Regions from separate parts of the Mus musculus genome. Here all the other regions are linked to region 3. Evidence: chromatin loops called from intact Hi-C (ENCODE). Cell type or tissue: left cerebral cortex. All regions are shown on one strand. Each heading gives the region's core, and the rest is flanking DNA. Links, peaks and the distances in the headings are about the cores only.

Evidence for each region. Hi-C counts contacts between places; a loop is a spot of excess contacts. Peaks named below come from ENCODE experiments on the same cell type or tissue, not always from the same donor. Only the 100,000 strongest peaks of a DNase experiment are listed, where the experiment ranks them.
Region 1: a loop joins it to region 3, with 12 times the contacts of the local background. A loop is called at or near these places in 3 of 42 quality-filtered maps.
Region 2: a loop joins it to region 3, with 9 times the contacts of the local background. A loop is called at or near these places in 5 of 42 quality-filtered maps.

Annotation. Positions count from the first base shown.
Region 1 is chr13:13,698,850-13,707,319 of GRCm38, reverse strand. Lyst (lysosomal trafficking regulator) reads right to left here. Exons shown (of 53, transcript NM_010748.2): 32 at 642-818. Among named protein-coding and RNA genes, the nearest start is that of Gng4, 81 kb to the left of the region's middle. In left cerebral cortex, for the core only: no CTCF peak of the experiment used is centred there; DNase peaks (open chromatin) are centred at 3,313 and 3,675; H3K27ac peaks cover 194 bases.
Region 2 is chr13:13,608,862-13,617,331 of GRCm38, reverse strand. It overlaps Lyst (lysosomal trafficking regulator), which reads right to left. Exons shown (of 53, transcript NM_010748.2): 2 at 3,405-3,490; 3 at 587-785. The coding sequence starts at 778. Among named protein-coding and RNA genes, the nearest start is that of Gm30836, 22 kb to the right of the region's middle. In left cerebral cortex, for the core only: a CTCF peak has its summit at 4,281 (motif pointing right); a DNase peak (open chromatin) is centred at 4,289.
Region 3 is chr13:13,542,162-13,550,631 of GRCm38, reverse strand. No RefSeq gene overlaps it. Among named protein-coding and RNA genes, the nearest start is that of Lyst, 44 kb to the left of the region's middle. In left cerebral cortex, for the core only: no CTCF peak of the experiment used is centred there; DNase peaks (open chromatin) are centred at 3,642, 4,247, 4,385, 4,845 and 1 more place; H3K27ac peaks cover 3,182 bases.

The DNA of each region.
Region 1 (8,470 bases), core at 1,218-6,217, 160 kb before region 3:
GGTAGTAAGTTATTTTCAGAAGGCCAGACTATTTAAATAAATAAGCCACTTAGACAATATTATAATTTCCCTCTTATTTTGGTATAGTTTGAGTCATTAAAACCATAGCAAAATAATTAACTAGGTTCCCCAGCCTCCTGAATTTACATAGCTACCTGCTTACTTCACTTGCTTGTTAAAGAATCTTAAGTGCAGGTATGTTTCAATGTGCTTGTCACTACATAAATCTTTCCTTCATGGGGACAGAGAATTTGTAGCTCTTGCCAAGGACTGGGGTTCCCGTCCCAGCACCCCACGATGACTCACAACCACCTTAACTCCAATTTCTCCTCAGATCTCCAAGGTTACTGCACACATGTGATAAATAGACTTATATGTAGACAAAACATATACATATACATAAGATAAATAAATCTCAATAATAATCCTTCCTTCATTGAAGTCTATAGATAATGGATGACAAAAACCAAAGAGAATAGAAAGTTACCCTAAATAACTCTATTTTTCCTTTCCTGATCAAAAACTCATTAGCAAAAATTAATAATTGCAAGATATTATCAATAGTAAAACAATCTTTCAGTCACTGTGTTAAGTGTACTCAAAAGGATTTCCTAAAAAACAACTCTGATTGGTAGACTCACCTCTCTGATGATCTTAATGAGCTCTGGTTTGGAAGGGGCACTGGGCGGGATGCACTTGTGGCCACATAACTTTAGAGCATTCATAAGCAGTTCTGCTGTGTCCATTTCTTCTTCACTTAACTCATCCTGATGATTATGTATCAACTCTGACAAATACAAAACCAACTTGGCTCCATGCTTTAAAAATAAGTAATAAGGTTTTAGTTATAAAGAATTTTATTTCTTCTGTTTAAATTATTTAATAATAAATTTAATTATATTTGTAGTTTTGATTTTAAATTATTTAATGATAATTTAAATATATTTCTAAAGTTAGTTGGTTGGGTAAGATTTATTACAACTGTAAAAGACACGACAATACAGTAGGTGAAATTTAATAATGTATTAGGTATTTGATATTACAGAATTATTCCTAATTTTATTAAATGATAGAAAAAAGTACTTTTAAAAGTAATATAGAACTCCACATAAAACCAGAGACACTAAGACTTATAGAGGAGAAAGTGGGGAAAAGCCTCAATGATATGGGCACAGGGGAAAAATTTCTCAACAGAACAGCAATGGCTTGTGCTGTAAGATCAAGAATTGACAAAGCTTCTATAAAGGCAAAAGACTCTGTCAATAAGACAAAAAGGCCACCACCAGACTGGGAAAGGATCTTTACCAATCCTAAATCAGATAGGGGACTAATATCCAATATATATAAAGAACTCAAGAAGGTGGACTCCAGAAAATCAAAAAACCCTATTTAAAAAAATGGGCTACAGAGTTAAACAAAGAATTCTCACCTGAGGAATACTGAATGGCTAAGAAGCACCTGAAAAAATATTCAACATCCTTAATCATCAGGGAAATGCAAATCAAAACAACCCTGAGATTCCACCTCACACCAGTCAGAATGGCTAAGATCAAAAATTCAGGTGATAGCACATGCTGGCTGGCAAGGATGTAGAGAAAGAGGGACACTCCTCCATTGTTGGTGGGATTGCAAGCTTGTACAACCACTCTGGAAATCAGTCTGGCAGTTCCTTAGAAAATTAGACAGAGTACTAACAGAAGATCCAGCAATTCCTTACCTGGGCATACCCAGAAGATGTTCCAACTGGTAATAAGAACACATGCTCCACTATGTTCATAGCAGCCTTATTTATAATAGCCAGAAGATGGAAAGAACCCAGATGTCCCTCAACAGAGGAATGGATACAGAACATGTGGTACATTTACAAAATGGAGTACTACTCAGCAATTAAAAACAACGAATTCATGAAATTCGTAGGCAAATGGATGTATCTGGAGGATATCATCCTGAGTGAGGTAACCCAATCACAAAAGAACACACATGATATGCACTCGCTGATAAGCAGATATTAGCCCAGAAACTTAGAATATCCAAGATACAATTTGCTTTTATTGTTTGTTCTGTTTTGTTTTGTTTTTTTGAGACAGGGTTTCTCTGTATAGCCCTGGCTGTCCTGGAACTCTGTAGACCAGGCTGGCCTTGAACTCAGAAATCCTCCTGTCTCTGCCTCCCAAGTGCTGGGATTAAAGTCGTGTGCCACCACCATCCGGCACAATTTGAAAAACACATGAAACTCAAGAAGAAGGAAGACCAAAGTGTGGATACTTCACTCCTTCTTAGAATGGAAGGAGTTACAGAGACAATGTTCAGAGCGGAGATGGAAGGAAAGACTATCCAGAGACTGCCCCACCGAAGGATCCATCCCATATACAACCACCAAACCCAGACACTATTGCATATGCCAGCAAGATTTTGTTGACAGGACCCTGACATAGCTCTCTCTTGTGAGGCTACACCAATGGCAAATATAGAAGTGGATGCTCACAGTCAGCTATTGGATAGATCACAGGGCCCCAATGGAGGAACTAGAGAAAGTACCCAAGGAGCTGAAGGCGTCTGCAACCCTATAGGTGGAACAACAGTATGAACTAAACAGTACCCCTCGGAGCTCGTGTCTCTAGCTGCATATGTAGCAGAGGATGGCCTAGTCAGCCGTCAATGGGAGGAGAGGCCCTTGATATTGAGAAGATCATATGCCCCAGTACAGAAAAATGCCAGGGCCAGGAAGCGGGAGTGGGTGGGTCAGGGAGCAGGGTGGGGGAGGGGATAGGGGGCTTTCGGGATAGCATTTGAAATGTAAATGAAGAAAATATCTAATAAAAAAGAAAAGAAAATGTCATGATTTCTACAGTCTACTTTTAAAAACTAAAAAAAGAAATGACACCAATGTGAGAAAGACACTGTAAAATACTAAATCTACATTTAATATGAGGGTTATGTGGTAGTTACCATATTATTCTAATTCTCTGTGTGTATTAGGAACCTTTAATAAAAGGCTGACATGAAGCAATCTAGTTACTCAGCTTCTGGGGAGAACAAGTTAAGGAAAAATAGATAATAAACTGGGGATAAAGGAAAAGACACAACCACAAGCTAGACGAGAAACTTGTCTTTTAACCTTAAAGTAAAAGTGCATTTCCATTCCCTTTCCTCTGAGTTTCCCTCAGTAGAAGAAGGTGAGATGCCAACCCTGAGCCTCTCAGTTCCACATGAGTTCCAAGTGGAGGGCCAGTGTGGGCCAGGCTACGAACAGGCCTAAAGCCAAGATCAGAGTTCCTAAGGGGATGACAGCTGTCTTCTGAAGTGCAAACTTAAATCAAATTTTGGTTCCTAGTTTTGTTGGGTGGGCCTTCATGTTCTGTCTATCACATCTGTTTGTCACATGTACATAATATTAGACAATAATTATGCCAACAAACTGCACACATGTCCTTTACTTTAGAAATCTTCATTGATACAAACATGACTGAATTTAGCTTTATGGCATTTAAAAAAATGAATTGAATTAAATGTCAACAAATGGTTCTAGAAACGATTACATCTTAGATGATATTTAAACTAACATGCTGAATCATATGTTGCTAAAAGCCTCAGATGAACATAAGCAATAGTGAAAGCAGCAAAGCTTAGTTCAATGCAGCATTTTAAATTAGTCAGAAGACAGCTGCTACCTGACCAAAAAAGGAAAAGCAACAGATGCTGCGAGAATAAAAGCACTGAAAAGTTGGCAAATAAAAACGGTACACGACTGGAGTATTTTGCTACATGTCTTTAAAATAATGTTCGTTTTATAACATTAAAAATATTTCAGCTTAGTATTCAGTGACATTCTAAATTATCTTTTAAAAAGACACTATCTGGGGAACAGTCAGGAACACTGGCTTAGACCTCAGCATTGGCAGGCTGAGCAGGAGGATTACGACATGTTTCTGGATAGTTGGGGTGCAAAATAATAATATGCAAAAAATATCTGACCTCAAACAGTAAGTTGTGTCTAATATCTCATTTTAGTATCCTTTGATCAACACTTGATTGATGAGAAAAGGTGTTAGGATTCATGTGAAATGATCTTTTTTACAGCCCACAAAAACTAGACATCATGGGAGACAGAAAGATCACTTTAGCCAAATAAAGCCAGGAAAGAGCTGGTCTACCAGGAGTGTGGACACACCTGTGAGCACAGGTAAGATCATCACTACTTTTGCTCCAAGGGACCCACCCGGAGCCCTCAGGACACAGAAACCGAGGAGCAGCCTGGGAGCGAACCTTCCAGTTTCTGTATGTGCCAGGAGTTGATTCTGTGCCACAGTGCTACATACCCAAATACCTCCTGGAGAGAACTGGTCTACCAGGAGTACCGACACACAGGCTACAGTCAGAGACAGCAAGACCAGCTAACACCAGAGATAACCAGATGGCAAGAGGCAAGGGAAAGAACATAAGCAACAGAAACCAAGGTTACTTGGCATCATCAGAACCCAGTTCTGGTGGAACTGGGGTAACAAGAACTGATCTATGGTTCTGATTACCAGAGAAAAGCAACACTGATTTAAAATCACATCTCATGATGGTGATAGGGGGCTTTAAGAAGGACATAAATAACTCCCTTAAAGAAATACAGGCAAACACAGGTAAATAGAAGCCCTTAAAGAGGAAACACAAAAATCCCTTAAAGAATTACAGGAAAACACAACCAAACAGGTGAAGGAATTTAAGAAAACCATCCAGGATCTAAAAATGGAACTAGAAACAATAAAGAAATCACAAAGGGAGACAACCCTCTGGATAGAAAACCTAGGAAAGAGATCAGGAGTCATAGATGAAAGCATCACCGACAGAATACAAGAGATAGAAGAAAGAATCTCAGGGGCAGAAGATATCATAGAAAACATTGACATAACAGTCAAAGGAAATGCAAAATAAAAAAAAAGACTCTAACCCAAAACATTCAGGAAATCCAACACAATGAGAAGATGAAACCTAAGGATACTAGGTATAGAAGAGAGTGAAGATTCCCAACTTAAGGGCCAGGAAATATCTTCAACAAAATTATAGAAAAAACTTCCCATACCTAAAGAAAAAGATGCCCATAAACATACAAGAAGCCTACAGAATTCTAAATAGACTGAACCAGAAAGAAATTCCTCCCATCACATAATAGTCAAAACTTCAAATGCACAAAACAAAGAAAGAATATTAAAAGCTGTAAGGGAAAAAAGGTCAAGTAACATATAAAGGCAGACCTATCAGAATTACACCAGACTTTTCACCAGAGACTATGAAAGCTAGAAGATCCTGGGCAGATGTCATACAGACCCTAAGAAAACACAAATTCCAGCCCAGACTACTATACCCACCAAAACTCTCAATTACCATAGATGGAGAAAAGAAGATATGCCATGACAAAACCAAATTTACACAATATCTTTCCACAAATCCAGCCCTACAAAGGATAATAGATGGAAAATTCCAACGCAAGGAGGGAAACTACACCCTAGAAAAAGTAAGAAAGTAACCTTTTAATAAACACAAAAGAAGATAGCCACACAAGCATGCTCCCAGCTCTAACAACAAAAATAACAGGAAGCAACAATCACTATTTCTTAATATCGCTGAACATCAATGGACTCAATTCCCCAATAAAAAGACATAGACTAACAGACTAGATAGGTAAACAGGACCCAGCATTTTGCTGCATACAGGAAACCCACCTCAGTGACAAAGGCAGACACTACTTCAGAGTAAAAGGCTGGAAAACAATTTTCCAAGCACATGGTCCCAAGAAACAAGTTAGAGTAGCCATTCTAATATCAAATAATATTGACTTTCAACCAAAAGTTATCAAAAAAGACAAGGAAGGACACTTCATACTCATCAAAGGAAAAGTACCAACATGAACTCTCAATTCTGAGCATCTATGCTCCAAATGCAAGGAAGGGCACCCATATTCATAAAAGAAACTTTACTAAAGCTCAAAGCACACATCACACTCCATATAATAATCGTAGAAGACTTTAACACCTCACTCTTAGCAATGAACAGATCATGGAAGTACAAACTAAACAGAGACACAGTGAAACTAACAGAAGTTATGAATCAAATGGATCTAACAGGTATTTCTAGAACATTTCATCCCAAAGCAAAAGAACAGACCTTCTTCTCAGGACCTCATGGTACCTTCTCCAAAATGGTCACAAAACAGGCCTCAACAGATACAAGAGATTGAAATAATCCCATGCACTGTATCAGATCACCACAGACTAAGGCTGATCTTAAATACCAACAAAAACAACGGAAAGCACACATACACATGGAAGTTGAACAACGCTCTACTCAATGATAATTTGGTCAAGGAAGAAATAAAGAAAGAAATTAAAGACTTTTTAGAGTTTAATGAAAATGAAGCCGCAACATACCCAAACTTATGGGACACAACGAAATGAGTGCTAAGAGGAAAACTCATAGCTCTAAGTGCCTCCAAAAAGAAACTGGAGAGAGCATACACTAGCAGCTTGACAACATACCTGAAAGCTCTTGAAAAGAAGCAAATTCACTCAAGAGGAGTAGACAGCAGGAAATAATCAAACTCAGGGCTGAAATCAACCAAGTGGAAACAAAAAGAACTATACCAAGAATCAATCAAACCAGGAGCTGGTTCTTTGGGAAAATCAACAAGATAGATAAACCCTTAGCCAGACTAACCAGAGGGCACAGAGACAGTACCACTCTGGAAATAAGTCTGATGATTCGTCAGGAAACTGGACATAGTACTTCCTGAGGACCCACCTATACCACTCCTGGGCATATACCCCGAAAATACTTAAACATGTAATAAGGACACATGCTCCACTATTTTCATAGCAGCTATATTTATAATAGCCCAGTAGCTGGAAACAACCCAGATATCCTTCAATAGAGGAATGGATACAGAAAATGTAGTACATTGACACAATGGAGTAGAACTTAGCTATTCAAAATAATAACCTCACAAAATTTGCAGGCAAATGGATGGATCTAGAAAATATAATCCTGAGTGAGGTAACTTAGTCACAAAAGAACACACATGATATGTACTCACTGATAAGTGGATATTAGGCAAAGAGTGTAGAATACCCACGATACAACTCACAGACCACATGAAGCTCAAGAGGAAGAAAGACCAAAGAATGGATGCTTAAGTCCTACTTAGAAGGAGGAACAATATAATCAAGGGAAGTATAGGGTGGGAGGGATTTGGGAGAAAGAGAGGTGGGGAGGGGAAAAAGAGGGGCAGAATCGGGTATGGGAGGAGATGGAGAAGATGATGTACAGAGGGTCAGGATGTTAAACAGAGGTGTATAGCAATGGGGGATGGGAAACTGGGAGTAGCAATCAGAAAGTCCCAAATGCCTGGGAAGCAGGACCCCACGGGGATGACATTAGTTGAAATACCCAACAAAGAGGAGGGAGAACCTATCTAGACCATATCCAGAAGTTAGGCATGGCCCCTAAGTTGAGGGATGGGGCCAACTACCCATCTCCAGATTTTTAATCCAGAACTGCTTCTGTCTAAATGAAATACAGAGACAAAGAGTGGAGCAGAGACTGAAGGAAAGGCCATCCAGAGACTGCCCCACCTGGGGATCCATCCCATATGCAGATACCAAACCCAGACACTATTGTGGATGCTGAGAAGTGTTTGCTGACAGGAGCCTGATATAGCTGTCTCCTGAGGGGCTCTGACCAATACAGATACAGATGCTTGCAGCCAACTATCAGACTGAGCACAGGGACCCCAATGGAGGAGTTAGAAGGACTGAAGGAGCTGAAGGGGCCTTATCTGACTTCAATAGGAGGGCAGGTCCTTGGTCTTGTGAAAGCTTGATGCCCCAGAGTAGAGGAATGGTAGGGTGGTGAAGCAGGAATGGGTAGGTGGGTTGGGGAGCACCCTCATAGAAGCAGGGTAAGGGGGAGATGGGATAGGGGGTTTGCAGAAGGGCAACCAGAAAAGGGGATAACATTTGAAATGTAAACAAATAAAATATCCAATTAAAAAATTACTAACAAAAAAAATGAAGAGAGGGTCAGAAGAAATACAGAGTGAACTAGTCAAGGGCTAAGTGGTGACAAAGGAGAGGGCCTTGTTCAGAGTGAGTCTCAGAGGACTAAAAGAGGCTGCAAGGGGCAGCAACAAGAAACTATCTTGAAAGGAAGAGAATTCATCACAAAGGAGCTGAATGGAGAAAAGCAGCTGTGAGCTCTCCAACTCTAGGAAAAGACCAACAGAACAAAGCTTGTATGCAGCTTTGGAAAGGCACAAAGAACTTTCCTACAGAGGACATGCTGTCTGACAAAAAGCAAAAAGAGTGAAGGGCTCTCAAAACAAAAATGGACTCAGCAGGTTGTCTATATATTTATGCATACATATACACATATATGGAACAATAATAAACAAAGAAAAAGAGGCTATGAAGTTGAGAGTATGGGAGGA
Region 2 (8,470 bases), core at 1,903-6,902, 67 kb before region 3:
AAGCATCCCTCATTCCTTCCCCATGGGATGCCTTCTGTGATGTTCAATGAAGACAGAACAAAACCCTTTGTTAGGGACAGGCACACAGCTAGGGACAGCACACACAGACACAGACAGATTCACAAGACAAACTTTAGGCAGTCACAGATTCATACTCATGCAATAGACAAAGGGTGGAAGACATAGAGAACATGTCTATGTAGAGAATCTAAATCTGGCCTTGATTTTGGTTAAATGACACCGAAGGGAAGTGCTTCTATTTATTTCCTTAATGTATTAACAATGTAATATTGGTGACTTGTAGTTTATGACTGATGTGTTCAAATCAACTACAAAAAGCCTATATACAAAACCTGTTTAGAAAAATGGCCATTTGAAATTGTAATATGTTTCAGTTTTTAAAGTATCCAAATAAATAATATTTTCACAAATAGGGCTATTTTTTTGTTGTTGGAGTAATGTGAAAGATACATAATGTGTCAATCACTTTAACACAAAGAGATTCTGAGGAAGTATGAAATCAGGAAGTTACTAATCGATGACCAACAGTAACATACTGATGAACAATTGTCTGATATGACGTTACCTGATCAATGATAGAATTTAGTTTGGTAAGTAACAGAAATCCTCGTCCATGGACAAGGTACTGTCCAAGAGTTGCCATGTGTGTCTCCTCTTCTTCTTCTTCCCTGGCTTCTGCCCTCTGGACCACTGCATTGCAAAGCTGGTTGACATCAATCAGAAACTCACGTGCCAATGAGTTGCTGTCCGTGCTCATGACAGAGCTATAAAATGAACAGGATATGAGAATTTTAAAAAAAAATGTACATTTACCTTTTAATATATGTGATTTCTGTAGACTTACTTAAAACTGCTATATTTCAGTTCCTAGCTCTCTACTATTCTCAGGAATAGCTCTGACCTTATTAGGTAATTCCTATGACAGTGCTAGTACCAGGTTTGAAACACCTAAACACAGTAGGCAGACATAAATGACACTGCGTGGGAGAAGACACTAGTGAGCAGTGGCAGTTCAGGGAGGGTCTGACTTTCTCTCTTACATAATAAACCATTACTTAGGAAAGGGTTCTTGCTTTACATGTTTAAAACAGATAAATGGCTCTTTTAACAATATAAACTGGAGGTTGCAGAAATGGCTTAGTGGTTAAGAACCCTTGCTGTTCCTGCAGAGGACCTAGATTCAGTCCTAGAATCCATATGGCAACTTACAACTGCCTTGTAACTCCAGTTCCAGGGGATTCAAGGTCTCCTTCTGGCATGTGCTACCACACCCAACTTGAATACACACACACACACACACACACACACACACACACACACAAACACACACATGTGTGCAGAAAAGATACTCATGCACATAAAATGAAAATAAATAAATATTAAGCTATAGGATAAAATACAACACAGAGTTTTCCTCTTGATACAATGCCGTCACTGTCTACCCTCCAGAAACCACTTAGTCAGTGCTGGAAGTGGTGGTTCCTGTCAGGTGAGTGCAGAAATTCAGCTGCTGAGCTTTTGCCACTTTTAGCCAAATAAAAGGCAATATGGCATTTAAGATTAAGGAAAACAGCAAGGTAAAACACACAGGGATGAATATAGAGGGAAAATGTATAAACATTCAGAAAACAAAATCACAAATGTATATTCAAAGAATTTCAGAATAGCTTTATCTATGGTCAGAAGTAATTTGGAAGGCTGGAGAAGGCTTAGCACTTAAGAATAGTTGCTGCACATGGAGGGACCCATGGCTCTGGCCGTGTATGTGGCAGAGGATGGCCTTGTTGGACATCAGTGGGAAGAGCGGCCCTTGGTCCTGTGGGGGTTCGATGCCCCGGTGTAGGGGGATGTCAGGGCAGGAAGGCGGGACTGGGTAGGTGAGTGGGGGCACCTTCATAGAGGCAGGGGGAGGGGAGACGGGATAGGGGGTTCCCAGAGGGGAGACCTGGAAAGGGGAAATTTTTTGAAATGTAAATAAAGAAAATATCTAATAAAAGACAAAAAAAGAATAGTTGATGCTCTTGCAGAGAACCTAAGTTTAGTTCCCAGAACCCACATGACAGCTAAGAACCTTCTGTAACTGCAGTTCCTAGGGGTCTGACACCCTCTTCTGGCCTCTGCAGGCAGCAGGCATGCACATGGTGCACACACATAAATACAAGAAAAACATTCATACATGTAACAGCTTTTTTTCACATTAGCTCTCTTGCTTTTTTTTTAATCTGACAAAATTTTAGTTATTGCATGTAACACAAGATTTTAAATACACATATATCTACTTACACACACTCTGGACTGGTTAAATCAAGTTAATTAGTGAGTTTAATTATGCTACACTTATGAGAACACTAAGGCCCATGGTTTTACACTTTAAAAGAATATAATATATCATCACTGACTATAATTACTATGCTGGGCAACAAGTTACCACTATCTACAAAATGCCAAAGTTATAAATTCTATGCAATATTCTTACAAAAGGTCCATCCTAATCACATTAACACAAATAGAGCACAACACTAATATGGCACTAAAGGTTTTTCTATTTCTATGTTGTACATTGTGTACATTACTTCCCAAGTTAAATGTTCGATATACTTGAATATTTTCCATCCATTCTGAGAATCAACTGAAAAGACAACCACATATTTTTCTTAAACTTTTCCAATATTTCACATACTCAGAAAAGTATACAGAAACATAATGTGAGCACAAATACAAAGGATACACATAAACTACACACAAGCATTTTTTAAAAGATCTGTAACATGAGATTGTAGCCAACACCCAGAATTTGTAAATGGTAGCACTGATGATATTGAGTTAAGTTTGTGAATATACATATGTGTGTGCACAGGAACCACGATTACATCACAGGAAACCTACACCCACACCGGCTGATACTTATCATTACCATCCATGTTTTTATAGTGTATACATGTTTACGGCTATGAAAATATTTACTACATAAAACTTTTATATAGAAAGTGTGTCGTAGGTATTTATAAGCACTTTTCCTGTTAATATTATTTTCTTTCCTTTAAACCAGTGGTTCTCAACCTTTATTAACAGCTCCTAACTATGAAATGATTTCTGTTGCTACTTCATAACTATAATTTTGCTACTGTTAGGAATCATAAATATAAATGTCTGATATGCAGGATATGTGATATGCAGCTCCTAGAAAGGGTCATCAACCCCAAGGGCTTATGACTCATAGTTGACAGCCGCTGCTTTGAATCGCCTAGCAGTATGTGCTATACTAAATCACAGCAATCTGCATATACACTTTCCTAGGAAGAATCTGTCTACTTTAACTATATAGCTCCAAAATTTTACCTGACTCAAGTCTTCTAACTGTTAATATTTATTATGTTACTCACCAGTCTTTCAGCACTTCTGTAACATTCAGCTTGTATATAATTTGGGTTCATGAACTAGATAAAACTGTCTCAGCATAAGGCTTCACCTATAAGAAGAAGATACAAATACATCAGTGGCAATAATAATCAAATAATGTTAATAAAGTTCTGATAAAAAAATCAGTAGCCTGTTTTTGTATGTGATACAAGTAACAGTCAATTAATTATTTGTAATCCCAAAACCACAGAAATCCTAGCCAGCAGAGGACCTCTGAGAACCACCTCACAGGTAGCTTTGCCTACCCACTCACCTGCTGACCCCTAATAACCTGCCACCTGGGAAAGGGGCAGAGCCCCACACCTTATACAGGGAGTACTACCCAATGGGCAACCCCACCCGACCACCCAAGCTGAGAATGAGGCAAAGCTACACATCTAGCACAGAGAGCACCAACTCCTAAATTAGTGCATCTCTCAACTGGAATCAGAGAAGCTTGTAGTAGACAGTAATTTAGCACAGGGACCCATAACTGGTCAATATGCAAAGAATATGAGATTGCGGATTGTTCAGCCACAAATGGGACATCTGTATCACACCCTTCCTCCCAAGACTCAGGGATGTAGGAAGGAGATAGAGAGATTGTGAGAACCAGAAGCAACAGATGCCTATAGTAAAACAGCGTTTTCCACAATACAACAGGAAAGTTTCACAGAGAAACTGACAGTGGCTGTGACTGAATAATCAAGACCTACACAAGATCAATGCAGACAAAACCCCAGCATGAAGAGGGGAGGTGGTCAGGAAGCTCCTCCCCTGAAGAGTTACAGGCAATGATGACTGCTAGGAGGCTCAGTCACTTTGCCTCAGGGATGCAGCACCTAAGAGGTTTCCTATGCTCCAGCAGAGGGCTCCACATCTATGTACACTGGCAACACTAAGTGACTCTGGGATTTTAAAAAAGAGAGAAAAACAGGGCATATGAAAACTGAGCATAGGGAATAGGAGTGGTGCAGATAAGGGAGGAGTTGGAAAGGAGGGAATAGAGTGTGGAACTGATCAAAACAATATATGCATACATGAAACTCTTTTTTTTAACTTTCTTTTTTATATATATACTTTTTATTAGGTATTTTCCTCATTTACATTTCCAATGCTATACCAAAAGCATACCTTCCCACCCACTCCCCTACTCACCCACTCCCATTTTTTGGCCCTGGCGTTCCCCTGGACTGGGGCATATAAAGTTTGCGTGTCCAATGGGCCTCTCTTTCCAGTGATGGCCGACTAGGCCATCTTTTGATACATATGCAGCTAGAGTCAAGAGCTCCGGGGTACTGGTTAGTTCATAATGTTGTTCTACCTATAGGGTTGCAGACCCCTTTAGCTCCTTGGGTACTTTCTCTAGCTCCTCCATTGGGGCCCTGTGATCCATCCAATAGCTGACTGTGAGCATCCACTTCTGTGTTTGCTAGGCCCCGGCATAGTCTCACAAGAGACAGCTATATCTGGGTCCTTTCAGCAAAATCTTGCTAGTATATGCAATGGTGTCAGCGTTTGGAAGCTGATTATGGGATGGAACCCTGGATAAGGCAGGCTCTAGATGGTCCATCCTTTTGACACAGCTCCAAACTTTGTCTCTGTAACTCCTTCCATGGGTGTTTTGTTCCCAATTCTAAGAAGAGGCAAAGTGTCCACAATTTGGAAATTCTTAATTAAAAAAAAAAGTAAAATAAAGAATAAATGCCTAGCTCTAAGAACTGAGTCTTCAAGAAAGAAATCCTGGAATATAGAGCTATAAACTTCATCACAGCACTCTTTCTTTTCCAACTCCTACTTCCAGATAAGAGACAAATTAACCACAAAGGAGAATGAGACAAGTATCAGTCTTCTAAACAGGGAAATCGAGGGAATGGTAGACTATCACCCATATATAGCTCAATGTTCTTACAGACAGCCAATTTATTACTCTCCTAGCAGGGTGAATGGTATTTGAAGATATAGGAGAACTCAAAATACCAAAACCAAATAATGATAAATTCCCACCAAAATTCATATTCTCAAATTCCTTGTTTTGTTTGAATTCTTGAAATGAAACTCAAAGTTTTCTGTGTATAATACAATGAAAGCTCCTTCAGAATGCTAAGGGAAATTTTGTGCTTCAGGGTGATAAGATGTTTCTGTTTATCTATCTGTATAGTTTAGCTCTAGTTTTACCTATAAGACATGAGAAAATGTTTCTTCATTAGTTACGGGCTTTATTTTTAATAACAAGGAATAAAAAATAAAAGTGATTTTCAACTATTTGAAAATACTTAAAATCCAAAGACTTAAAGACTGCCTTGAGTATCTTGGTGCACAGTCTTGATCACACATTATTATAAGCTCTGGGAAATAAAACAGACAGGAATGAACAAGAAATCATGCAAGAGTACACATATCTTTGTGAGAATTAGGGAGTAGGTGCAGGCCACACCACTAGTGAACAGTGCAGCAATAACTCAGTCAACATCCCACAGAAATCTAGATACAGTACAGCTGTAGCTGTACCTGCCATCAAAGGGGGCAGGGTGAGCTATATTATCTGGAATGAATTCTTCGTAGAGAACTGAGGCACATTACTGCTCGCCTTTCCTGTGTGTAAATATCTACCAATATTTTAAGATCATCTCTAGAATTTTGTGGGAATAATGTCAAGTTCACTAAAATCTATGGAATCTGCATTCCCTTAAATTTTCAAACACTGCACTTCCACAGCTTCTTACAAGTTTTCATGTTTATTGCAATTCCTCAAAGATTACCAGTTTAGCCAAAACATTAACAAATCTGCATGGAATCTGACCATGAGGTGTGAATTCATCTAGACTAGCCAGAGGTCCTAGATCTCCTCTCTTGCCTTGGGCTTCAATTTTCTTTTATGTTTCTTACTTTCATCTTCATTAGTCGGCCTACAGATCATTCTCTCCTAGTCAGAGAAAACGAAGAATGGAAGCTGAGAACTTTTTCTTATTCTTTGAATTCAATTACAGGGTCAGTTTGTTAACAATTTATTTGTAGAATGTGTTTTTGAGTCTTGTTTATGAATATTATATGGTTTCATATCCTTCTTCCTTCTGCACATGCTATTTTAAAATCAGTCTATTTGCCTCATTTATTTTCCTATCTCTTTGTCCTTCATGTATTTCCAGTTGTTCCATTAAAAACACTATGACTGCTATATGATTACTTTTGTTTCCAGAGTCTATATCCATGGCATCTTATTTATATTTTCTTTAAACCTTACAAACTTATTTTTTATTTTAATTTTATTATTATTGTATTTGAACATATGCCTTTGTTATTTTTCTATTGTTGCTAAGTGACACTATGACCAAGGCAACTTACAGACAAGTTTCTTGGGGCTTACGGTTTCAAAGGGTGAGCCCATGGCCATCACGACTAGGAGTATGGCAGTAGGCAGGCAGGCATGGCCCAGGAACAGAATCTAGCAGCTTATATCTGATCCACAAGCAGGAGGCAGAAAGAGTGCTAACTAGGAATGGTATGGTCTTCTCCAACTTCAAAGCTCACCTCCCTACTCTGACCCCCAGTGACGTATCTCCTCTCTCAAGTCCATACCTCTTCTTTCCAAACAGTTTCATCAATCAAGAACCAAGTATTCAAATATGAGCCTATGGCAATCATTCTCATCCAAACCATGTATGCACACATCCCATGGCATATATGTAGAGGTCAGAGGACAATTGTGTACAGTCAGTTCTCTTTCTACCTTTACAAGCATTCTAAGGATTGAATTCAGGTCATGAGGCTCATGTGGCAAATGCTTCTACCTGCTAAGTCATTTCTCATGTGCCTGAACCCCATACCTCAATTTGCTGTATCCCAGCTGTGGTGGCTAATCTTGGCAATTTTATTGAACTGTGAGACCAGAACTTCTGAGTATATCTGAGGCGTTTTCCAGAGAGAATTGGATCTGGAGGGTTCTGACCCAATCACTGGTTCAATCCACTGATACAGTCAAGGTTCAATGACAATCAGGAGGTAAAAACAAATTGTAGAAGGCAGAGCTAGCTGGAGGAAGTGGGTTGCTGAGGATATGCCCCTAAAGTAGGTATCTTGGCACTGACCCCTTCCTGTTACCTCTGCTTCCTAGTTACTACAAAGTAAATAGCCTTTCTCTAATATGATCCTACTGGCACGATTTTCTGCCTTACCTCAGGAACAAAAGCAATGAAACCAGATAACCATCAAGTGAGACATAAGACACCACAAACACAAATAAATCTTTCTCCTTTAAATTATTTGTCTCATTTGTCAGTGACAAGAACTAATTTAACACACCAGCCTGGTTCCATGTTCTTCCTGTTTATAATTACAGAACATCTAGTTGGTACTGGATTAAGAATACAAAACACTGGGTCAGCAAAATGGCTCAGTAGGTAAAGGTGCTTGCCACCAAACTTGATGACCTAAGTTTGATTCCAGGAACTCACAAGGTAGAAGGAAGGAACTGACTCCAGCAAGTTGTCCTCTGACTTGGATGCATGTGTCATGGGATACACATCGCCAACATATACAAATAAATAAATGTAATTTAAAAATAACATGTAAAAAGGAATATAAAACACACATGCACAAAAATCTGTCTCTACCACAAAAAGCTCATGATACACTGACAAAGGAAAGCCAGGATTGAGGATCCTTTAAACTGTTAAGGGCACCTGACCCAAATTTGAGTCCAGAAAGCTTCCTGAAAGAGGTGATCTTTAAGCTAAAGGAGCTTTAAGTAGAAGATGGACAAAAGTGAGGGAAAAAAGTATTACAGACAGGAAGCAGTTCCAGTTAAGTCACTGAGGACATTATACTGTTGGATATTGTAATTATAATTATATTAATTATCATTAGAATACAGGGGAAAGGAGGATGGAGTAGAAGGTGAAAATCAGAAGACTTTTGGCATTATACCAAGAACTTAACCTACTAGCTAGTGGGTCTCAGAATCACCCATACACTCTCCAATGTTACACCTTCAAAGACTTCAATCCCCTAAGCTGAAGATGGCCCAACAGAAACCCATTTAACAAGCTTC
Region 3 (8,470 bases), core at 1,800-6,799:
TCCCAAGTTGTCCCTTAGGCAAGAGGCTGGCCTTTGTACAGGATTTAAAAAATGGGGACTTTGGGGCAGTGGACTGTGCTATCAGTTAGAAAACCTGGCAAGGTCGAGCAGATTCAGAAACCCCAGCAATTCTCATAATTGAGAACGGTAGGCATTTAAATCTACTCCCAACCAAGTGCCTGTCCTGTAACACATGACCACAACACCCTATGGAGAGCACTGTGATAATCAGTCACATAGGGACAACACCTGAAGCCCTTTCACTTGCCAATGAGGCATCCCTAACATCTCAGACCAAGCCAGTGGAAAGCATCTGCCTGTGGATTCCAACCCACCCCAAATTATTTATAAGATCCTATCCACAAGGAATAAAGTGCACGAGTTATTTCACCAAAGATCGTCTGAGAGTGCCTGTCTTATCGAGGTAACACTCCAGGGAAGAGAAACTTCTCTCCTGAAGTTTCCTTCCCTGGAAGCTACTTGAGCCTACAGCAGCCACTTCCTGTTGAGTGGCCCTGACCTTGGCTCCTAGCCATGGACTCAGAGGCAGCTGCAGCCACAGAAAAGGCCCTGCAGCCCACCTTGCTCCAGCTCCCCTTCAGAGAGCTGAAATCTTTGGGTGTTCTGGCCAAGCCAGGCAGATCCCCAAGATAGTGCCTGGTACACAGACAGGCAGAGAACCTTAGGGAGTGTAGAGAAAATGGAGGACTGAGGGAAGACAGGCTCCACCCCTGAAGAAATGGCACTTCGTTGCATCAGAGGCTTAATCGCATGCAGGGGCAAACCAGATTGAGTAGCTACTTAGAGCATATGCAAAAATTGTGTCTAGCCAGGGCAACTCGAGAGGGCTGCTCTCTCCCTTCTCTTCCTTAATAAGCTCCGAGAGGACAGAACACATCTTTATTCCCCCCCTTAATCTTGTTACTGAAGTTGTCAGGGGCAAATCCTGAGCCCTGGCAAACCTAACAAGCTAGGCCCAGCTACCCAGCCTCATCAAGCTAATTGAGACAAGCAACAGTGAAAGGTGATGTTTTCAATGTGGCCACAATGGGAAAAAGAACAAAGGTCCAGTCATTCCTACAACACCGCTTAGGGGTCCAAACACATGGCTGGGGTTTAAATAGAGGGCAAAAATTTAAGCAGTCCTAATCAAGGTGTCATCTTGCCCATCTTGGATCTATCATTGCCTCTTGCACCAGTTTCTTCTGATGAGTGTGTGTGTGTGTGTGTGTGTGTGTGTGTGTGTGTGTGTGTGTGTATCAGAGAGAGAGAGAGAGAGAGAGAGAGAGAGAGAGAGAGAGAGAGAGAGAGAGAGACCTAATCATGGACTCCTAGGACATTCCAAATGCAGTAGACTGTTAGCCAAAGGGAAGGGCATGAGTATCTCTTTAGAATATATCTCCATTCCTCCAGGGATGGTTGCAGTCTCAGGGACTAGGAGCTTTGTCTAAGAGGTGTCCCCATTCCCAACATCTACTTATGTCCAGCACTCTCCACAGACCACATGCTACATGGTACCTGAGGATCCACGGTCGCTGCTCAAGGCAAGCACAATTCCTACTGACTCATTTTCCCTTGTCTGGCTGTTTCAAACCCAGGCTCCATCCCCACAGAGCAGGGGTAATGTGCCAGTGAAAATGCTGCTGTTTTCTGAAGCATGGCTTTGGAATGTATTCCAAGTGTTTTATGTAACAGTCTCTTTGGGCTCTCGCCACAACTCAGTGGGATTGTTAACGTCCTTATTTCAGATACCAGAAGCCAGGGGCACAGAAAGTTTAAATAATGTGATATAAGTCACCTAGCTTAGATAGGAAATCCAGGCATGTCTCTTGTCATGCCTGCACTAGACAATATTGTTTACCCATTGCTATGGTTTGAGTGTGATATGTCTTCGCAGCTCCCATGTTAAATGCTTGGCTCCCAGGTGGTAGGGTTGGGCTTAGGGAGGAAACACCATGACCAAGCCAACTTAGGGAGGACAGGCTTTATATGGATCATGCTGCACATCGTGGTTTATCATCAAAGTGAGGACAGGAACTCAAAACAGCAGAAACCTACAGGCAGGAGCTGGTGCAGATGCAATGGAGGGGTGCTGCTTACTGGCTTGCTCTTCATGGCTTGCTCAGCTTTCCAGGACTACCAGCCCAGGGATGGCAATATCCACAATGGGCTGGGCCCTCCCACATCAATCACTAGTTAAGAAAATGCCCTATAGGCTTGCCTAAAGCCAAATCTTATGGAGGTGTTTTCTTTTTCTTTTTTCTTTTTCTTTTAATTAAATAAATATTTTTATTAGGTATTTTCTTCTTCATTTACATTTCCAATGCTATCCCAAAAGTCCCCCTGTTTTCTTAAACGGGATTCCCTCCTCTTGAATGACTTTAGCTTGGGTCAAATTGACATAAAAGTCACCAGCAGAGGGTTAATTTTGTAAAGTTTTGAAAGGAGGGACCTAGCTAGAGAAGTCAGGTGGGTCCTTGGGAAATAGCTTGTCACTAGCTCCTTCCTAGAATCTATTTCCTTTCTGTCAGAGTCCAGTTCTCCTCCACCACAGCTTCCTCCCGCCATGATGCTCTCTCATGTACATGCAGCCAAGCACTCATGAGCTGAACCCTCTGGAACAATGGGCAAACCCCATTTTTCCTTCTTTCTTTTGTTTTGTCAGGCATCTCATGACAAAGATGTGGAAGTAGCTAATATGCCGGAGAACTCCGAGTGCACCAGAGATGAGCTGTGGAAAGCAAGGCGAGTTATTGACTTACAGATTGGCAAAAGTGTGAGAAACAAAAAGATGGTCAAGGTGGGGAGGGCCTGCAGGGAGATAACCCTGCCACTCCAATGGAGAAGATGATGGGAGTCTGTTCTTTTCTTTTTAACAAGAGTCAAAAGTCATTTCCTTACCCTCAGATCCAGAGGGAAACTCAACAGCATCAAACTACTGTTTTCTAAGCTGTTGGTCATTATCTGTGGTTGAGGCACAAGCCGCCTTGATCAGTTGTCACCAGTGCTTTCTTATTTTTGATTGTGTGAGTGTTCATGTGTGTGGAGCTACATATGTGTATGTAGGTGCTTGTACACACGTGCTCACATGCAGAGGAGGTTGAAGGGCAACTGTGAGTGTATTCCTCAAGTGCTGCTCTTCTTGCCTTTGAGCTACAGTCTTTCATCTTCCTGGAACTCACCACGCAGGTGAGGCCCAGGAATCTGCCTATCTACACCTACCTACTGCTGGGATGAAAGCTGGGTTTATAAGCCTGGACCACCATACCAAGCTTAGATCACACAGGTTCGGGAGACCAAACACAGATTCTTATACTTACAAGTATTTTATAGACTGGGTTATCTCTCTGCCCCTGTCCAATGTTTCTCTTAAAATAAAATAAAATAAAATAAAATGAAGCCAAGGAGAAAATAGAGCATCTGACACCTTTCATTTGGAGCTCTGAGAAATTATTTAACCCTATGTCTTGCGGGTGACATGTGTAGGCAAGCATGCATGTATTATGTGAGTGCATACATATGTGTGTCTATTGAGATGTGAACATTTTTGAAGCATCTGGGCCAGCCAGTTCTCTTGCAAAATGCTCTGCCATCTGGTCGTGCCTGTTTCCATGTGTGTTGGAGCTGTTGTTCCCTTACAGCTGATTCACTGAAGGTGTGAACTGTGTGATATTTCTGGAGAGCAGTCTGCCTGCTTGCATGGAAAACAGAACTGAACGTACAGTACACTTCCAGGAATGTCTCTTAAAGGAGAGGATGACAGGCAGACAGTGCAAAGACTTTCATGCAGTCAGCATTTCCAAAAGCAAAACAAACACCACCAATAACAAGAGCCTAAATAATAGTAAAGAGTAAATAAGCTACACTGTATTATTCTCCATCGTGTGCAATGAAGCACAGGACAGTGGAATAATGAGACTCAGATAAACCAGGCATGTGTATGTAGTGCATACCTACAATCCCAGAACCTGGGAGATAGAGGCAGGAGGATCAGGAGTTCAAGGGTCACCCATAAGTGATGCTTTGATCTCAGTACTTTGGAGGCAGAGGAGGAAGATCTCTGTGAGTTGAGGGCCAGCCTGAAAACTTGCGAAAAAGAAAAGAAATCCAAGGACTAGGGAGATTTCTCAGTGGACCAGGTGTTTGCTCACAGTGTGAAGACCTGGGTTTGGATTCCCAGGAGCTGTCTGTTCCCAGCATCTCTGTGGTGAGATGGGAGGTGGAGATGCTGATTAGCATGGTGTTTAAACAGGAGCAAACTAGTTGAGACTTACTTCAAGCAAGACAAAAAGCAAGGAATGACATGGGAGTGATCCTCTCACCTCCACATGGGTGCTCTGCCACCTGCATACCAGCCCTTACACATGTGCACACACAACAGTTTAAAGTTATCCTTCGACATGTGAGGAGTTTGAGGCTAGCATGAGCTATATAAGGCCTTGTCAAGGGGAGGAAAATGAGAGGCTTAAAAATAGTGAATTGCTCTCTGTGTGCTTTAGCAGGAAAAAAATGCAATTAGGAAAACTGTCAAGCTGCTGAGTTAAAATGAACGTTAAAATGCTGTTAATGAACAATTGAGAGAGGTAAAGATCATCTAAAAAGAGTTAAGTGGTGTTAAAGCAGGGTGTTTAGGTCTCCTAAAAGAAAAGCAGAGAGAGGGAGAGAGAGAATGAGAGAGAGAATGTAAACACAAATGGGGCCTCCTCTTGCATGGTATCCATGACACTCAGAGTGCATTCTTGTCTGAGAGATGTAATCCGAACCTATTTAGAAATGAACAGACTAATCCATGCTGAGGGGCATTCTGCAAGGGGCTCAGGGGCTTCGAACTTGTCCACATCACAAATTACACACATTCATGGAAAGAGGGAGAATTCTAGAATGGGGTCAGACCAGTCATCTTTCAAGGGCTCAGAAGTGGATAAGAGATGACCAAAGAGACATAATAACCAGAAAAGTGTACGCGAGGAAGACTGTGCGATAATTGGAGCGTTTGAGTGCAGGCTGTTTTGGATCCTGTTATTTTGTCTATGGTAATTGTGTGTTGGATGTTTCTGTCTCCCTAAATGAAGACTCTATTCCAGGGTTTTAAGAGGGAAAGGGATTTAGGTGAGGTCACGGGGTGGGGCCCTGTCCTTGCATGATCTCTCCTCCACCCCTCTTTTTGTATCTATTTATTTCTCTCCTATTTCTTCTCTTTTTTGTCTATGCTCTCTCTCTTCATCCCTTCCTCTCCTCTTACATGTGAGGATACAGGAAGACAGTGCCAAGAGCAAATCAGGACAAGGATCTTACCATGGCAATTAGCACCTTGGCCTTGGGTTTTCAACTTTGGGACTGTGGGAAAAAACCATAAGGTGTCTATGTCCATAGGCTGCAACATTGCAGTCAAATGCAAGCTGAGGGTTAGGCCCAGTGCTGCCTGCCAGACACTGCTTTGCTTTCAGTCAATTCTCTACACTCCAGGGCGTTTACAGTAAAAGCTGCGAAGGCTGTGGTTTATTTCTATGTGGTGCAATAAATTGCTGGTAAATGGTAAATAAATAAGAGGTGAGAGAGGGAGTGTGTGTGTGTGTGTGTGTGTGTGAGAGAGAGAGAGAGAGAAAGAGAGAGAGAGAGAGAATGCTTGAGCAAACAAAAGGCAATTTTAATAACAGGTGAATCTGGGGGAAGGTTATCCAGATATTTTTTGTAGCTTTTCTCCATCTTTAAAAAAATTTTTTTAAATCTAAGTATATGGGGCTGGAGTGGCTAGAGATGCAGTTCAATGGTAGAGCACTTACCTAGCATACACAAGGCCATAGGGTCAAACTCCCAACTGTCGCCTCCGATTCTGACCAGCAGAAAGGAATGACACACTATGTTCTTCTCAAAGCAGTTTATTCAGGAAGCTTTCAACATGCATGCAGGAATCTTTCTCCAGAAATCAATCTCTCTAGTAATCTTTCTAGTAATTCTCTTTCCGTCCCCAGTTGCAATCCCTTATATTACCCTTCAACCACGCCCCATCAGCTCAGTCCACGTAACAGCAGTCCATTGGCCAGAATCATTACTTGTCATATGGTCCGATCTTGCATCATGGTGCACCTGCGCAGTTCTCACGATGGTTGTGACTTATTTTCAGGTGTATAAGGAAGTCAGGTGCAAGTCATAAGACTTGGCTGCAGTCCCGGGCGCCATCTTGGGTCTGCTGCCTCACCCGCTCCTTACATCTCCCCCTTCTTTACTTATTGGCAGAGGGAATGTCTGTCTTAGGTTGCCCCCTGCAGCAATGCCCCATACCTGTCCTTGGGAGACAAACAGCATTGGTTTGATCCCTGTCTTAGGTTGGTGACACACCCAGGGAGTCTTACCTATCATTGACTACTTCTCTAGCATGCCAAGCCACACTTGAGGAGATTGTCCTGTTTCCACTGCCGCAAAAGCCTGTATCACCAAGGCTTGGGCTCTGCGCTGACGACTCTGCATGAGGCAGGTACACCAGAAGGCCAGGATGCTGATTAATATCAGACACAGGGCAAGTCCATCAATTCCGGCTCACTCTTTCAAGCTGGAGACAGCTGTCAGCAATCCAAAGCTTCTGCAACACCTGCGGATAAATTATTCACAGCCGAGGCAGTTTGTAAACAAAGTAGCTTGAACAGGCAAAGGTACAAAGCAAGGTATCCTAGTCACAACAGCCAAATGATATTCAGATGCATTCCAGCACATACTATAATAACAAATATCACTACTACAATTAACAACATTATTCTCATAACTACCATTATAAACAATAAACACAAAAGGAGGCCACATACAAACATGCGTAGCCTAAAAAGAAACATTCCTTCCTCCAGCAGATTGAAATACAGAAGTTTTAAACACATTAGAACCATTTAAATAAAAATTTGCATTGCCCCAGGCCCCTCCTACCACCATGCTTAAGGGGGAAAGATCAGTGCAACTAACATTCACCCCACATAACAACCATACATTAAAAGGATTACTAGCTCCTACTTGAGCTGGATTTTGATATGTCCAATTATACCCTGAAAAGGAACTATTATGGACTGTACCTATATAAGGGGGAAAGAAAAAATAATTCTTCACTGCCCAAGGTGGAAGGGAATCAGGAACACTCCTACAAAAAGGGGGGCCCATCTAGGTTGGGAGGGAATAGTGCCATTGCCCTTGGATATACTGACTGGCCACACCCCTCGAATCCAGGTAGCATTAGCTTTAATAGATACAGCTGAACACAATCACTCATCTGTGAAATATTTTGAATCATCTGAAAACACAACAATCCCTTTAGCTGAAGCTGCATAGATTCCTGCACTGGAGCTATATCTCCATCCCATGGTAAAAAAGGCAACTGCAGCGAAGCATTAGATGTAAAGAACCGAGGAAACACTTGGGCCGAATGCGTCAACTGGCATGGGTTTCGGGAACACAGACATAATTCCCCAACTCTTCAGTTCTCACTAGCGGAAGCATTCCCAGCCACAGGAACATCCACGTCCTCATCGTTCTGCTTGCCATGGCTTGCTCTGGTCAGCCGTTCTGGGACCCACAGGGGTTGCCGGTGATTCTGGGGAAACACACAAACAGACCCTCTCTCCTAAACCAACACTGGGTCAGGGCCCTTCCAACAACCAGTTATCCTTCCACATGACCATGCCTTTTGGAGAAATATCAGGATTATCGTGTCACTCAGCTGCACCATGCCCTTGTTTATCTTCATTCAAAATATTCAAAGTAAATAGGCAATGGCTAATCTCTCTCTTGGTGTGGACCCAGCAGGGGCAATCCCCCCCCCCTTTGTTTAATTAAACATTCTTTTAAAGTACGATGGGCTCGTTCAATAATGCCTTGGCCCTGAGGGTTGTATGGCAACCCATGCACCAGACGGATGCCCATCATCTGGCAAAAGGGAACAAAAGAGGCTGAAGTATAGGCTGGTCCATTATCAGTCTTTAGTTCTTTAGGCTGTCCCCAGGCACCCCAAGCCTCAAAACAATGTGCAATGACCTGGCGTGCCTTCTCGCCTGTCTGTAAGGAGGCAAAAATAATGCCAGAGGCTGTATCTATGGAGACATGAATATATTTTAACTTTCCAAACTCAAGAAAATGGGTAACATCTATTTGCCACAAATGTAGGGGGCTCAATCCCGGGGGTTAACCCCCACACTGACTTGAGGCAATAAAGGGGCACAGGTTTTGCATGCCTTCACAATCTCTCTCGCCCCTGCTCGAGAAATTTTAAATCGTGATGACAAAGTCTTTGAATTAACATGAAATTGTGCATGAAAATCACGTGCCAGAACAATAGATGAGGCCATTAAAAAGGCCATGCATTTTCTGGAAGCTTTATCAACTATATCATTCCCTTCTGCAAGGGGTCCTGGCAATCCAGTATGAGCACGAATATGTTGACTAAAAAAGGGTGAATGCCGATTCAAGATAATTCTTTGCAACTTAATAACTA